Linked DNA regions of Mus musculus: region 2 is linked to region 1. Evidence: chromatin loops called from intact Hi-C (ENCODE). Cell type or tissue: left cerebral cortex. All regions are shown on one strand. Each heading gives the region's core, and the rest is flanking DNA. Links, peaks and the distances in the headings are about the cores only. Region 1 holds the start of Prmt8 (protein arginine N-methyltransferase 8). Region 2 overlaps Cracr2a (calcium release activated channel regulator 2A).

Region 1 (8,328 bases), core at 285-8,284:
CATTGGTATAATGGGGCCACATACTTCAGCTGAAACTGAAGCGGAAGCTAATAGTTATTAGCCGGACCGTCCAAGTATATATACCACTGTGAAAATCAGCTCACTTATACTTTCACTCTAGGAGCGCTCATGGGTACCCAGACCAAGTCATCACTGGGTCTTCCTCAGCCTGTGATGATGCTCTTGCTGGGTTAGCAAGTCAACAGAACATTCCAAGAAGAATTCTTTGAAATGAGGATTGCTAAAGCTATTCTTTTCATCCCTGGTATTCTCCTTTAGGGTGATGGATCCCCAAACAAGGAGTTACCAGCCGTTAATAACACACCAGGTTTTCACCGAGAATCAGTAAAGCAAGAACAGAGAAGGGCCCATTAACCTACTGGCTCATAAGAGGACCTTGTGATGAGCACATTTATCTTCTCTTAGATGAATACCCCATGGCGAGAGGCAATGATTACCGAGTATTGAATAGGTCCATGAATAACAACAACATCCAGGATGCTTTTGGGTTTGAGCAGTATTTGCTCTGGATTTGCTCACTGATCCCCACTATTTTCAGGCTACACTGTAGATGATATATGAGCTAAAGCTCATTTCGCTATCACATTGGTAGGAGTAAATATAACATTTTCCCCTCAATACTTCCTAGGTCTTTCAGGAATACCCTGATGGTATTCTGACTATCCAGATGCCTATACCACATAAAATACAGTTTCCTCTGTATGGTCACTTATCTGACTTACAACATCTGGATCCCCAAAATCTTTGTCCATTGTGAGTTTTAAAGGACAGGACTAGCTCAAGCACATCTTAAGAGTAGAGATGGGTGCAGGCAACCATGGTGACCTAGCTGCCTTGAGAGCCATAGGTTTCTCATCATGGGGTCCCTTGCTCTTGGGCTACAATGTGCCTTCCAGTTCCTGAGAGACTGACACAGTCCTTGGTCAGTGACATGTTTTGGCCACTTTGTTTTCCTCTATGTTCCCCCAGAAGTCAAGGAAGCATGGAAGCCTGACAGAACAATTGGTCTTAGACTTTAATTTTGTGTACCCTGTAAAGTGTGCAAGCATGATTGTATCCTGGCAACTATAACTGTATTGATCCTAGAAATTGCCATTATATTCTGTTATAAAAAGTCTGATTGCTCTCAGTAAAATTGTCACAGCCTCAGTCTTACTGTGGCTCCTCCAACCTGCCTGCTTTAATCCCTTACAGTCATATCAGATGACCTTGGCCCGGTAAGTAAACACAGGTGCTTACAATTTCTGGAAAGTCAGAAGGCTTTAAAAATGTCTTATAATCCCACAAATCAGTTATTATTTGCCTTGTGGCAAAAACCATGCTAAAAATAAGACAAGTGAAAAAGAAAAAGAAACAAGGTTGCCTATTCAATTGGAGAAATAAACATATATAAAAGACAATTACCTCGTGATAGGAAAAGTCAGAGACAGGCAGCACAAATACCTAAGAAGAATCCATGGATTACTCTCCCTCGGGAGAGAGGTTAAATGAGAGATCTGGGAAGGCTGCCCAGAGGAAGCAACATTTGATTTGAATCTTGCAGGTTGAGGAAGACTTTTTTCCCCCAGAGAGGAGAACGGGAAGAAGCATTTTAGATGGATGGAGGATCACAAAAGTATTCAGCATACATTCGGCTGCCTTGGAGTCTCCCATAGGGCAAGTATTCAAGGGCCTTGTTTACTATGCTAAGGACACCAGTACCCTGTAGGAAATGAGGTAGTTCCTAAGTTTTCAGAGAGCTGACCTACCACAAGCAGATTTGTCCTTTCAAAAGCTAGCCCTGCAAGGATGGGGAGGCTGGACCAGACATGGCCAGATGCTGGGAGCTAAGGTTCTAGCATGGAGATAAAGGGCCTGCATGTGCGTAGGCTGCAGAGAGTGGGAGTGGAGGCTCTACAGATGTCACAGGAAGCCCCAGCACCACACTGAAGATGTAGCTCAGTTGGTAGAGTTTGCCTAACATTCACAAAACCCTGGGTTTAATCTCCAGCACTGTGTAAATCCCACTGCAGTGGGGTCTCATGCCTAAGCACTCAGAAAGTAGAGTCAGAAAGATAAGGAGCTCAAGGCTTGCCTGGGGTATGGGAGACCCTGTCTCGAAAGAAAAAAGTGGCCCTAGGAGATTCTGGGATGGAAGACAGAGCAGGAAGTGAGGTCGGGGACTGCCCTGATGTTTCCCTACACCATACACAGATTATTGGCCACAAACTGAATCAGCTCATGAACAAGTTTAAGAGACCAAAATCAAAGGGGTGGAAGGTGTACTCAAGCCACAACGCCTCACACAGGAGGCTCCATGCCCTAGTATCTCACCTTGTTCCAGGTCTGAAGATGGTGGTCACAGTATATAGAGTCACAGCCTCAGTCTCAATACTACATGCCTCACCACCACCACTACCACCACTGCTACCACCACCACCACCAGCAGCACCACCACCTCCCTCCCCTGCCTGATAACTGCCATCCTCTCTGCCTCCCCTCCCCACCTTCCCTCCCCACTGCCTTTCCCTTCCAAAGCAATCGTCTCCTCCCACTCGCATGCACTCCCATTCACACATGGCATCTTGCTAGAAATAGCAAGAGTGGAGCAAAGAGCAATGGATTGAAAGTGAGGGCAATCCATACCCCAAGCCCGATTTAACCCGCCAGCTGGCCGGAGTCACTGCCTGACCTCAGGCTACTCTGTGGTCTCCAAGAAAATGGGAAACAAATACTAACCTTCGCTTCTCTCATAGCCTTAGTATGAGCACAGAACACAAGTAGTATGCTACCACCTGCAAGACGCAGGGAAAGATGTAACCGGGCTCTCCAGTCACAACTGTGTTCACTAATTTGTGAGCTCTTTGAGGGCAAAAGCCAGGCCACTAGGGTCTTAGAAACCTACTTTTCCGGGTACAGAGTGAGTACCTGCTAGAGACTGGACAGCAACCGTTGTCATTCCCGCCCCTCCCCCCCCCCGCCCACACACTCCACACATCCACAAGTGTGCTCTTGGTACCCCTAAGATGTGCAGGCAATGCAACCCCCTCAATACCCCACTTTGGAAGCACCACTTTGCTCTTAGCTTATTCCAAAAACAGCCTGCCCGTTCCTGGAGGAAAACCAAGCAGTAGTCACGAGGCCTGTATGCCTCACTGGGCACGTTTGACCAAGTCTGGGTTGCATCCTTTCTCCAAGGAAGTTGCTGAGAGCTGAACCTTCCCATGTTCCGCTTTGATTCATTGTCATCTAAGGGGTCTAAGACCAGCTGGGTTCTCTCTCTCTCTCTCTCTCTCTCTCTCTCTCTCTCTCTCTCTCTCTCTCTCTCTCTCTCTTCCTCCCTCCCTCCCTCCCCACTCCGTCGTCCTCCCCCCCCCCCTCCGCCCCTGCCACCACCGCTTCTACTGCTGTTTTCATTGATGCCTTGAGCAGAGCTGGCATGTGCGACTGCTGAGAAGGGGGAGCTCAGAGCAGCGGGGGAAGCGAGTAAAAATAGCCTGTCGCGCGTCGCTCTGCCTGCTCCGGACGCCTTTAACCCTCACCGAGGTGGAGAGAGCCGCAGCCGCCACTGCACACTGCGGAACGTGGCCCGGGTCTGCACTAGACCCCACACGCCAGTCCGGGTGATTGTGGACGAGGACCCACGAAAACTTTTTTTATTTTTATTTTCTATTTTTTTTTAAGACAAGTGAAGATGAGGTGGGATAGGGAAAAAGCAGGGAAGAGCTATAGCTACTGGGTTGCAGGGACTGCTACAAGCTGGCTGGCCCAACACTTCACCAGTGCGCGGCCTTGAGACTCCAAGCTATTTTTAGAAACCTGTTCCGCGGGTGGGCGATCAGAGGGCGGAGGGGGAGGGGAATGCTGAGCGTCTGGTGCTATTACTCGGTTTCAAAGACTCTGCTCCCAGGTTGGGGTGGGGAAGAGGATGGTCCAAGGAACGACATGCAGAATGGCTTTGCCCTAACTCAAGGAGAAGACATTAACTGCTGTATGCCCCTCATCTTCCAGCCCCAGATCGTGTTTGTTTCAAAATCGACAGTTGCCAGAAGCATGCTGCCTCTAGTGTCCAAGGAATGGGTATTCTTAAGCTTTGCTGCCTATACCGTGAGGCGGGGAATGAGTTGTGACCTCTAGGAAAGAAGGCCGGGAAAGGTCTTCACGTTGTTTTTGCTTTCCCGCAAGGCCTGGACAGTCTCCGCGCCACACCCCCATCTCAGCCCCACGCTGCATATGGGTTACCGTATGTGAAATGTACGGCAGCCCCACCAGACACTGGGCTATTAATAGAGCCCCGGAGTTTGCTCTGTGTCTTTTTCCTGCCACCGAATAAGGGATGATCACACACACGCCCCACTCCACCCCCACCTCGGCGCACAGTTCCTCTGTGAAGGTAAGGGGGCTGCCCATGCCGATCCCCTCCATGACTACAGGTGCCCAAAACCAGGGAAAAATCCCATTGTGATGACAGCTGGGTCAGAGCGAGGCGAAAGAACACACTTGCTCGGGACGCAAAGACCCGCTGGGCTCTCTGCAGCTCAAGGCCAACTCCGGAGTAGAGAAAGGGCAGATACGGGGCGGCCGTAAGGACTGCCGAAGACGGAGGGCAAGAGTATCATTTGCGGAGCTAGAGCGGCCTCCTTAAAAGCTGCTGCGGGACAAGTGGCCGCAGACCGGTTTCGCGCTGCAGCCCAGGGCGCACAACCCCCGCTGCTTGTGCGGGCTAAGCTGCGGCAGGCGCGGGCGCTGTCCCTGGTGCTGAATGGGGCCGCGGTCGGTGCGCCCTCCCAGGGTTCCGCTCTCCCTCGGCGCCTTAAGCACCCTAGGACTGCAGACCTCCGGCCCAGCTGTGGACTGGGGACTGCGGGGGAGGTCAGGTGCAGGTGCTTAGTACTGCCACCAGGTCGGCCCCCTAAGGCCGGGAGCTCTCCGCGGTGTTGCAGGGACCCATAGCTTGGGGACCACCTCGAGCTTGAAGGGTAAAGCCCAGGTAGCGGTGGGAGATAATCGGTGCACTGCAGGGAGCAAACCTGGCCCTAATATAACCCACTCCAGCTCTTCGTAAAGCCGGGATCCGGGATCACTATCGGAATCCTGTGCACAGGGGCAGGGGAGCCGGGCTGCCCAAGGTTTGGGACTTAGGGGAACAGGAAGGGAGCAGAGGGTGGCAGGAGAGGGTGATGGGGCTGAAAATTTAGATTTTCAAGGGGGAAAGGAACTGAGACGTGCACCGTCGCCCCCCACACACACTCCTACACTTCTCTCTCTCTCTCTCTCTCTCTCTCTCTCTCTCTCTCTCTCTCTCTCTCTCTCGGCAGGGACAAGCGGGATGGGGAAAGTTTGGCACCACGGCGTTGGTGGTGGCAGCAAGCAGCGGCGGCACACAGGGGTCCCAGTGGGAGGCAGGGTCGCTGAAAACCCCGGCCCGGTCGCCTCCTTACCTCGGTGCTTTCGACTGCATTCTCCGCCATTTTCCTCCGGAGGAGCAGGCAGCGGGAGGAGTGTTTCATGCCCATAAGAGCCAACAAGGGTTTGGGGATTCGAGATAGTAAAGAACGAGAGACGGCTGATGTGGCTTTAAAAGAGAGCCTAAGAATGCAAGAGGAGGGGGGAAAAAATCCCAGCCAGCCCCTCTCCCGGAGCGTCCTCCGCGACAATCGAGCTCTGTGGAGTCCCTCCTGCGGTCGCCACTTTGTTCACGTTTCCTCGCTCTTCATCTGCCTCGCATCCCTTCGCACACTTGCAAGTTCTGGTCGCGCTCACGACCCCCTCCGCGCCCCTCTCCCCTGCGCGGCGGGCTGGGCGGGAGGGAGGGAGGCGGCCCCGCGGGCTCGCCGGCAGAGGCAGCGGCTCCGAAGTCCGGCAGGCGGGAGGCGGACGGCAACTCTCCCAACTTCTGCCGATCGCTGGGCGAAGCAACACGCGTCCTGCTCGGCGCTCCCGGGGGCTGAGCCGGTGAGTGGGGGCGGGGTGGGAGGTGCGCGGGAGCGAGCGGGTGGCGGGGCGCTGACGGCGGAGACCCCCAGCCCGCCCCCGTGCCCGGGACCGCGGGGTCTGGGGGCCGCCTGCGCTCCGCTGCGCTCCTGGCGCGGCGCACACCTGGCGCGGGGGCTAGGGCTGCGCGCACGCTGCGGGGCCGCGCGCCAGGCTCCGGGAAGCAGGCGTCCACGAGGCTGCTGGAGGGTCTCAGCCCAGTGCAAGTCCTTCTAACGAGGGCAAGCACCGGACAAGACTCAGCCACGGTTACCAAATGTCTACGCCCCTCACCCCTCCCCAGCCCCCCCACCCGGTCGATTCCTGGATCCTTCCTGCGCGGATTACTGTTTGGGGCATGAACAGGGTGGGTGTCTGGATGGGAGGGGGAAGTCCTCAACTCCTTCAACTCTAGGTCCTCTCTATCTAGCTTTTCTTCACCCTCAGGACCCAAGACCAGAAGGCCTTCAAACCCCTCTCAGGAGGACCGGGTTGAAGTGAAGGTGGCTGCCTGAGGTGGCTTGGGAAAACAACCAGGAACAAATCAATAAAAGGGTCCGCGGTCTAGCTCCCCTACCCCTGTCTAGCCTGTCAGCCCCCACTCCCGGGGGGACACACATCTCTCCCCCTCCCCTACAGCCCCTCCCCCACCTTCACCCTCTCCTGACGTCCCTTTTATGGGAGAGAGCCGTGAGGATGTCACGTACCCATTAGGATTCTCTCGATCCTTTTTTAAGGGAGAGTTTGGGCGGCAGCGGGGGGTGTGAATTTTTATACAATGCATTCCTGTCTTCACTTTGAGAGCTTTTTTTCTCTCTTTCGGGCCATCTGTCAGGCATTGAGGGATAGAACAATGGGGGAGGGAGGCCATACTCAGGACTCTGTAGCTGGCTATCTCCGGGAAAGCTGAACCTTCAGGCTTTCTGGCCCACAGGTCAAGGTCAGGGACCGCACAGATGTGCCAGGAGCTTTCTTCCCGCTTCATCTCAGTCCTTAGTTGAGTTATTTAAACCAATCGCCCTGTTTAGTCTGATCATAGCCTTTGATAGCCAAGAAGTGTAAGAGTGACTGTCCTCAACTAACCCAGGTTCATTGAGGAAAAGGGCCAAAACCCAGCTCGGCTCACGGTGATAGATACTTCTATCAGACCAAGATCCTCAGGCAAAGAGAAGAGACATGGCCGTGAGCAGAGGTGAGGAGTAAAAAACGGGAAGAGGAGGGAGATGAGAAGGATTAAAGAAAATATAGCAAGAAGCTTGGGTTAACCGCACTGATAATCCCAAAACAAGAGTAAATTCCCCTCAACCTTCTCAAACCACAGACCTGAATTCGAGTTGGGCATGAATGAGCAGTCTTTGGCAATGCCTGATCCTTCTTCACTCCCATCCTGCCATCCTGCCATCCTGCCACACACAGTATGGAGGAGGGGACATAACTGCATCTAAAAAATGACTTTTACCTCCTGCTTTTCTTCCCCTACTCGTCTTCTCTCAGATAAGGCTCTGAGATGCTGGATCAAAAGAGGCTTAGTACGTATGCAATCAAATAAGACTAGAATAGCAAGATTCCCCACCCACACGTTGGTCCAGTCCTCTTACAGGTAAGGACTCCGGATGAAAGAGAAGGGGGCAATTGTCTAAGGTCCCTCGACAAGCTGCAGGAGCTTCAGTAAACCAGCTCCCCAGCCTCTTGACTTCCAACCCAACCCTGTCCCCACCCCACACTCCTTCTGCTTGTTCATCCATTCTGTGACTAACAGGGGAGGAGGGGAGCTGAAACAGGCTCCCACCGAAATAGGCTGCTGTTGTGCGTGATTATGTTGCTATGAGAACCTCAGTGGGGGTGTTTCCTCAGTTCTCTGTTGAAATCTTTTTACTGTGCTTGGCTTCTCCCCAAGTACAGACACAGCTCCTGTTGGAATGGGAAAGGGACATGGAGAGCTGTGTTTTTACAGCAAGAGTTTGCTATGCCAACTCAAAGGCAGCCTGGGGCACAGAGGTATCTAGGCCACTAAGGTTGCTCTGCAGCGACCTGAGGAAAGCATGGTGACCTATCACAGGTGATGCTCCGACCCTCCTCGAACACTCTTGGATCTGAGATTTGGTCCCTGCTGTGCACCCACCTAATTACAAACTCACAAATCATTGAAAGGTAGAGTTTGGGGAGCCGTGTTACTCTTGAATGTTGCAGGTAAAAATGTAGAGGCTCAGGCCTCCATGTGCACGTGCGCGCACGCGCGCGCACACACACACACACACACACATGTATGCCCATACAAACATACAAGAATTACCTGAAGACTCACCTCCCGGGATTGTGAAAAATCCATGATGTATGAAAAACACACAGTAGGAC
Region 2 (8,328 bases), core at 72-8,071, 110 kb before region 1:
GCCCCTCTTCAGCGTCTCTCAGCTGGACCACGCCCTTTCTCAGCTGCCAGTCTGCATGTTTCCCATTACCGAGAAAATGAAGGAATGGGACGTAAATAGACTTAAGAGTTTCTGAGACATTTGCTTAATACAAATCATTTCCCAACATTCCTGTCCCTAAAACACTTACAGACGTGAAGGACTAGATTTTGGAATGCCACGCCTTAGGTTATCTCTTCACAGAACTAGTAGAGGAGGCAAATGAATTTTGACTTTAACATTTGTGACATGGTTCCTCTCCTATCATCATCATCATAACCACCACCACCATCATCATGCCCTTCCTCCTGCTCCCTTCTTCTCCACGCTCCTCCCCTCTTTCATCCTACTCCCCTTCCTCCTCCCCTCTTTCAGCCTGCTCCCCTTCCTCCCAATCTATTTTATGTGATGTTGACAGGACCAGAGGACACTCCACTGATGATCTAATCCAGTGGAGCTTTTAGACTTCGGTCCTTGGAGCCTAGAGTCACGCTGACATTTCCTAGAAAGTGGGGCAGGGCAGGGGAAGGTTCCATGCTCACCATTCAGGGCTCTACATTCTCCTTTCTCTGTCCTGGCTGCCCAGCATTTTCCAGCTCTATACATGGGAGGTCTGCAAACAATGTTGTTAGACAACAGGGATTCCCTTGAAAATACTCAGCCTAGTATAATCTCGTGTAACCCATCACATCTCCGGATGAGGAAACTGAGCTGGTAACTTCTCCAAAACCTTTCTCTCTTACCCTAGCCTCAGACTTCCATACACGCATATCCAAGTTGGGCTGTGAACTGGGAAGTCCTAATGTCTGGTACTGATGTCTGTGAGGGAGACAAACACGGGACTGTGCTCTGCTGTCACTGGGGAGGTGTCAATAGTCCCTAGGGAGCTGGGATCTCTTCAGAGAGACGAGATCAAGCTGAGTGTAGTGAGCAGGAAGAAATCTGGTAAGGAATCATTGCAGACTTAGCATGTGTTTGAGCCTTCTTCCTACAACCGTGTGCGGAGCCCTTGTGTGCCTCTTCCTGGCAGAAGGGGCTGTCAGCAGGCACCTCAGAGGACCCTTGACTCACCCATGGGCTTCGACACCAGTCTGAGGTGGTAAATTGTACATCGCTAACTTGGGATCATCTAAGAGTCGGTAATTTGTAGTTTGAGGCTTGTCTTTTAAAACAAGTTTGACAGGAGGAGCTGATGAGCTCTTAAGGAACCCCACGTGACCCAGCCTGAGCTTTGGGCTCACCTGAACAGTTGATGGCAAGGCCCTCCCTATAGACGAACCATTCCAGGGCCTGGAAATGCAAAAACATGGGAGTCTCCGGGGGGGGGGGGTCTTATTCATAGGCAGACCCCTTGTGGATGCAGGCATAAGAAACTAGATTTTAACTTTCTCCCAACTTCACAGGGAGAACACTGCTGCTATTACACCCTCAAAATAGCCAGGCTTTGAGTCATTTGCAGAGCACCCCAGACCCCCTCACCAAGACACTGCTGAACACGGGCCATGTGCCTGAGAGGCTGGCCTAGGAAAAGCATCCAGTTCGTGGCGCAGGGTTCAGGGACAAGTGTAGGAGTCTGTGCCAAATGGTTGCCGGTGCGCTGAAGGTGTGGAAAAGAAGAATCACAGATGTAATTATTCCCCCCATTCTTGAAAAGCTAAGTCATTCTGCCTTGGCAACCAGCAATCAGAGGTGTCAGGTGATAGATTAAAACTTGACACCTAATTTGATCTGAGGGGAACTGAAAATAATAAGTACTTTATATTTGTGGAGAACCTTATTTTTTTTTTTTCAAAGAGCTCAGAGCACTTTGCCAACTCCCTTGCCTGAAGAAGGAGGGTGGGGGGGGAGCTCTAATAACAGTCTTCAGGGCTTGAAGCCTTGTTATTAACTGAATGGTGGCCAGCTGTTCCCAGAGCTGCCCCCCCCCCCCAGTCCACCTGAAGCCTGGAGAACAAGGCCTTAAATTGCTATGTTTGCCATGAATGGGAAAGATGTGGTTTAGAAGAGCTGGGGGAGGGAACAGGTGCTTGGGATAGAGAGGCTCGGCTCCCTGCAAAGGAAGTTCTTACCCTCTCAGCTCAGCCACTTCCTCCTCCTGACACTTCACTGAAGGACAGAGTCCTGTACTACTGGCCCCATGCAAAAGCTGCAGGGCAGAGCACTGGACTTCTAGGGGACCCATGTCAGAGCAGCAATGTGCGAATGACAGTATATGAGGACCCGTCCAGCTCGAAGGAAATCAGAGGCCTGTCACATAAGAGGCCAGCTGGAGAATTACTCTCTGGCTCTTATATTATGGCAAAGACATCTAAAGAAACTGTAGGTGGAGAAAAGCTCACTTAGTCCACAGTTCCAGAGGACAGAGGGTGTGGTGCCTGGGCTGGCTGCACTCTGGCAGGACCCTCTTGGTTTATTACTCTATGGTGGGTATCGTCATGGTGGAAGGCGGAGAATCATGGTGGGACAAAGAGAAGTGGAAGGGCCTGGCTTGCTCACTTTATGGCAACTCTCTTACAAGAACTAAGCCAGAGCCAGGTAGTACTTGAGAGGCAGAGGCGGGTGGTTCTCTGTGAGTTTGAGGCCAGCCTGGTCTATAGAATGAGTTCCGACAAGGCTACCCAGAGAAACCCTGCCTCAAAAAGACTAATAATAATGATAACACCACCACCAACAACAGCAATGACTAACCAGGGACTCTCAAGAACTACCTCACTCCCTTCTAAGTGATCTGAAACCTCCTGCTAGGCCCCATTTCTCCTACCTTCATCCTATTGAGAAGAGAGAGAGTCCTTGAGGGTCAGTCTCAAACAAAGAACAGGAGTGACTGCGTGGTGAGGCGGCTCTGTCCTCGCCACTCCTGTCCCGCCTCACCCTCCTAGCTCTCCCTGCACCAAGGCAGCTCCAGGATGCCTGCAGGCCTTGTTCAAAATATGCTTGAGCTTGGCCGAGCCATAGTCCATGATGGCTGGACTGTGAGACTCAGGAAGTCAAAGGCATCCGTCCTTCCTGCCGCCTCTGCATCCCCGGCCCACTTGCTAGCTTACCACCCCTGGGAGAATGGACCTAACTATTCCAATTTGGAGAAGAAACCTGTTGGGCATGCCACATGCCACATTAAGACCATGACAAACTAGACATTGAAGGTCCCTGAGAGTCTTCATCAGGCAGAGGACACAGACCTAGATACAGAAATGTGTGTAGGCTGGCGTGTCTCCCAGGTCCAGGCTGTAAATCTCCAATGTCTATTCTGCTTATTGAACTTCATATTTAGTTTTTGTTTTTTAATCATCCAGTTAGAACCATATAAGTAAGGCCTATATATTGAGGAAGTAAAAAAGAAATGGATGGAAAGGTGAATCCATATAGATCAACATCTCTGAGCTTGACAAACAGCACACATACACAGATACAGATGCTCGTGCACGTGCGTGCACCTCACTTTAGAGAACAAAGAGAGGAAGTGACTTGTCCAACGGCACCCACAGCTTGGGAGGCACAGCTAGAACCCTGGGACATTCTGCTTGTCTTCACGTGCCCCATGCTACATCTGCTAATGCATAGGTGAATTTGTCGCTTTTCCAGACCTCCTTGCTCCAGCCTCAAAGCAGAACGATTCTTCAACCATAGAGGTTCTGGTCCACTTCTCTCTCCCTTCCTGGTTGCAGGCAAAATCTCAGTCTGTGATCTTTGTCCTTCGTGACAATGTACAGCAGGGAGCAAAAAATAGCAGTTTGATTTTTTTCCCCCACATTCCAAGCTGAACTTGAAGTGCTGGCAGTTTAAAATGAACTATACAAATAAGTCTTGTTTTGACTCATCGTCCAGGGGGGTGGATAAATATGGAAACCCTCAAGATATAATTTTGCAGTCATTTTTTCTTAGCATAACGGCATGCTTTAATGTGCTGAGGGAAAAAAAATATTTTCTGGCTTCAGAGAAACAGTGTTCTCCCAGCTAAGTGCTTCTTCATGCCTCCAGCAAACAGATATTCACACATACACATTCACACACGTGCACATGCGCATGCACCCACGTGCACATGCACACACACACACACACCAGCTCAACCCAGCAGCTGTACACCCTGGACTGAGTGACAGTCCTCTGCTGAGCTGACAGCTCTTATTCTGTACAGTTAGAGATGGATGATCTTAAATTTCAACAAATTTATCTTCCATTGCACTCAAATATGGGGTAAGGCAACCGTGGCAATCAAAAGTGTAGAGAGATTTCTCTGTTAGAACGTTCTAGAACAGAGGCTTTTCAGAAAGCCTGTTTTAAAGACCAGAGACGAGCAACTCAGAGAATGGGAGCTACTAGAAGAATCATCCAGAGGGAAGGTAGCAGTGCTCAGTCTCCTAGGGGCAGATTGGGTGCCTGACCAGTGAGCTAAGGCCTATCAAACTGGCCTGTGGTGTTATTCTGACATTCTCGAGCATTATCAACAGCAGAGGATAGTTAGACATGCTCATCCAAGACTCCCAGGCTTAGCAGAAGTACACATTTAACTTTCAAAAGGAGGTATCCTGCTGGAGGCATAACATAGTGGCAAAGTCCTAGCCCTGCATGGGAAAGGCCCTGTGTTCCATTTCCAGCACCAAAATAAAGATAAATTTGAAACACTGTGGAAAGTGTTGCCACATCCAGTAGGTAATTATGTGTCTCTTTGTACCGAGTAGTACCAGACAGGCAGAAAACCTAGTTAGAAATAATGAAGGCATAAACCTCAGGCAGGTAGTTCAGGAGTCAGAGATGATCCCAACCAACACAGACATCCAAAGCCAAGCCTCCTCATGACTCTATGGGTGACAAGGACTTGTCACAGTTAGCACACCCCCTGGCTTTGTGTAGTCTCATTTGTGTTGGAGCTGGGCCTTGTTCTCCATCTTCAGGGCAGCCCACAGAGGGAAAGCAAGCTATCCAGAGTGTGTGTGCAACAGATAAGCAAGCAAAAGATGGAAATGGGACGCAGCTGGACGCTCGACTATTTCTCTGCACTTTCCAAACTCCCCCCTTTCTCTCTCTAGGAATGGCTCTCAAGGAAGTTTGCCCTTCTCCCCCAGAGCAGTGTGCCCTTTGATCTGCTGAGGGTACATATCAGGCTTGAGACGTGGGCCCCACACATCCTACTCAGTCAGACACTCAGTGTCGATGGACTTCCCCTTTGCGAGGAAGAGAGTTGCCGCCATGACCCATTCCACCGACTGATAAAACCGGAGTCGGAGTTCTGTCCCAAGATCCCAGCACCGATGCTCATATTTTCAGAGTTTCCATGTCAAGAAAATCCCACAGACCTTAGTCATTCCTCACACATAGGTCTACAAATATATCTTTCTCGTGTGCTCTAAACAGCAAGTCTTTTGGCCCAGTTCCCTGCATCCTCCTCTCTCCTTCCTTTTCTGAGGAAAGCTCTTTGCATAAGTATTCTGTTGCCTGAGCTGTCACAGGAGGGATTGGGGCATTCCCATTAACTAACACTCAGCTAATAGGGATACCAGCAGCCTGTATTTGCTGTTAACTGGGTTTCACACTTTGGAATAAGTGAACGATGATATAATTTACTTATCAACTACCCATGTGATTTAATTTATTCTGGTGGGTCAGAAGACAGGAGACATCATTGTGAACATAAATTACTCTCTTCCCAGCGGGTGCCATTTTTAGAGTGTTCTATTTAGTAACTTTCTGAGGAGCAGAGTGTTCCTAGAAATGTGAGTCTGGACAAAAAGGTCAGAGAATGACGGACCCGTGTGCTAAGTGGCCTTCATCTCTCTCACTTTGTGGCCAGATGTCCCACTGTGGCCCCCTGAGCCTGGCGTCCCCATTTAGCAAATGAGAATTACTTTCCCCTACGGAGCTGCAGTAAAAACGAATGTGTGGATTAAAAAGACTTGGAGGATTTAATTTCAGAGGTAATTGCATTTAAACTTTAAAACAGGTGTTCCGATCAGAAGGACTTTGGCCATTTGCCTGAGATGCTGGGACAAAGCAGTGGGAGGTTGTGGTGAAGCCGTAACTTAGGCTCATAAGTATCGACTATTCCACAGCCCCTCTGTTCAGCAAAACGCTCAGCTCCAGTGAATAACTATTCGTTACCAAATTATGATTAAAAGCCCCTAATTAAATATTCCACAAAGTAAAAATAACAACCTCCTTAAACGTGAATGCTACCATACTTACTGCATGGCTGTGAGTCTCGGGACCGTTGTTCTGCCATTGAGTACGTATACGTTAGCAACCCTTTGTGCAGGTAGGGTAGAGTCCCCAGGATATGGCGAATATCCTACACCCACCATAAGAGATCATGTGGTTGTCACCTTGCACGAAGTCATCACTTCTGGCCAGAGAAGTAGAGCTGCCAAGGTGCATAGCTCTTCCTTAAGCTGGGCCTTCTTGGGAGTCCAAGTGACATGAGTCTCCACAGCGCTTGCCCCCAATTAGGCTCACAGCAGCCACTTAGGAGCTCTTTGGCCCAGTCCCATGGCTCAGATTCAGATGCCCCCCATCCCCACCCCCAGGGAGCTCACGTGTCACAGAAGCTCAAGATATCATTTCTCATCCAAGGAGCCAGAGAGTCCCTCTAGCCTCCACTGACTGATTTCTGAGGTTTAGACTGGCTCTGGTCACTTAGCAAGTCTCTCAGTGGTACTGAAAGTCATGGGAAGAATGCACAGTCCCTTGGGGTCCACAGCCCTCTTGGCGTCCTTACTGTTCATAGCCCTGCCAGCTCCTCCTCAGCACAGGTGGGAAATCAATGTGCTTTCTACAAGAGCCAAAGAGGGTGGAGAAAGGGCCATTGCATGGGTGAGGGTGGGGCGAAACAGAGATGGACTCTCTAGTGACAGCGATCTTGCTCTCCTTACTGGGCTAACTCTCACATGAGCCTGGATCTTTCCAGGCAGCCCTGTGAGCCTACTATCTGGCTTCATCCAGGTGGGCTTCTCTCAGTGGAGGGATGATCTGTTCTGCAGGAAGCTGTGGGAGACCGAATTCCTGTTCTGCTGCTGGGCAATAAACTTGACAATGAGAAGGAGCGGGAAGTGCCCCGGGGCCTGGGAGAGCAACTCGCCAAGGTAGGAAGCCCAAATTCCCCTCTTTCAAGACAGGGTGGGAACCCCCAGCATTCAGGAGTAAGCCCAAGAGTTCCTTGGTGGGAACTTATGGAAGCCCTGTTGAAGGGAGGCAGTTGAGCAGATGGGTGTCTTGGCATCTTGGGTCTGGGGCGTGTACAACTGCACAGAGAGGTGCAGATGTGGGACGGGGCTGCTTGGGGAGCACCAGGCAGGAGACCTGCCCTAAAGCCTCTTGTGTGGAGCGTGGGATTCCAAGTCCTGAGAAAGCAGGTGAGTTCTCCTTCTACTCATGCTCTGATTCTGAAATCTCACTATCTGTATCTCCGCTTGATCCCCTGTGAGGATGAGAACCTCGCCATCCACCAGGCAGCAGTGTGGACCACTCTGCCGCAGAATGTTTTTGATAGACGATGGAGCCTCAATGCTGAGGTCTGGGAAAAAAACAAAAACAAAAACAAAAAAACCTCAAGAGGCTGATGAGGAAAGTCTGAAAGGCATTAATTAGCCTTTGGGCTCATGAACAGGAGCAGCAGGGCCCAGCAGAAACTGGGGGTGGGGCAGATCAGGGGACGGGGTAGATCAGAGGGCGGGGCAGATCAGAGGGCGGGGCAGATCAGAGGGCGGGGCAGATCAGAGGGCGGGGCAGATCAGAGGGCGGGGCAGATCAGGGCTCATCCTTGGCTCCCTTCTCACCTTCGGTTCTGTGGATCCTTGAGCCTGGGCGGTAGGGCGCCCAGCAGTCCTGTGGCTTATGATTCCTGAACTTCGTACTCAAAACAGGACTTAACCTCAGAGCCTGAAGAGAGCACAGATGGTAGAAGCCAAAGGAGAAGGATGATGAAGGCCTGACTGAGCAGACACGTGCGCAGTTCTGAAACCCAGATGCTTTGAATATAGGAGGGTTGGTTGGTTGTTGGATTTGTTTTGTTTTGTTTTATACCAGCTAACAGAAAATCTGACTGGAACTGACATGAGGCTACTTAATGGGCTTTATCTCACTTCTAATGACTATCCAAATGTCCCACTGAAGAAATATTAATATGTTTGATAATAGGGTGCTGTCACAGACCTACTGAGGGCATTATGCAATATTTAGTATATATGTATATTACTCTCTTAAAATTAAAAACTTTGGATTTCCAAATGCATCTAGATGAAAACATTTCAGCTGAAGAATATAGACTTGGATCATCATCATCCATTTTTTTTCTTATGTTCTCTGTCTCATTTTTTTATT

What was found. Peaks named below come from ENCODE experiments on the same cell type or tissue, not always from the same donor. Only the 100,000 strongest peaks of a DNase experiment are listed, where the experiment ranks them.
Region 2: a loop joins it to region 1, with 9 times the contacts of the local background. A loop is called at or near these places in 5 of 42 quality-filtered maps.

Annotation. Positions count from the first base shown.
Region 1 is chr6:127,763,232-127,771,559 of GRCm38, forward strand. Prmt8 (protein arginine N-methyltransferase 8) reads right to left here and starts at 5,928. Exons shown (of 10, transcript NM_201371.2): 1 at 5,442-5,928. The coding sequence starts at 5,516. In left cerebral cortex, for the core only: CTCF peaks have their summits at 4,069 and 4,910; DNase peaks (open chromatin) are centred at 1,865, 2,580, 2,761, 3,138 and 10 more places; H3K4me3 peaks cover 5,072 bases; H3K27ac peaks cover 4,521 bases.
Region 2 is chr6:127,658,068-127,666,395 of GRCm38, forward strand. It overlaps Cracr2a (calcium release activated channel regulator 2A), which reads left to right. Exons shown (of 19, transcript NM_001368877.1): 17 at 6,990-7,091. Among named protein-coding and RNA genes, the nearest start is that of Gm38900, 64 kb to the right of the region's middle. In left cerebral cortex, for the core only: no CTCF peak of the experiment used is centred there; DNase peaks (open chromatin) are centred at 3,867, 4,918, 5,375 and 5,927; H3K27ac peaks cover 3,578 bases.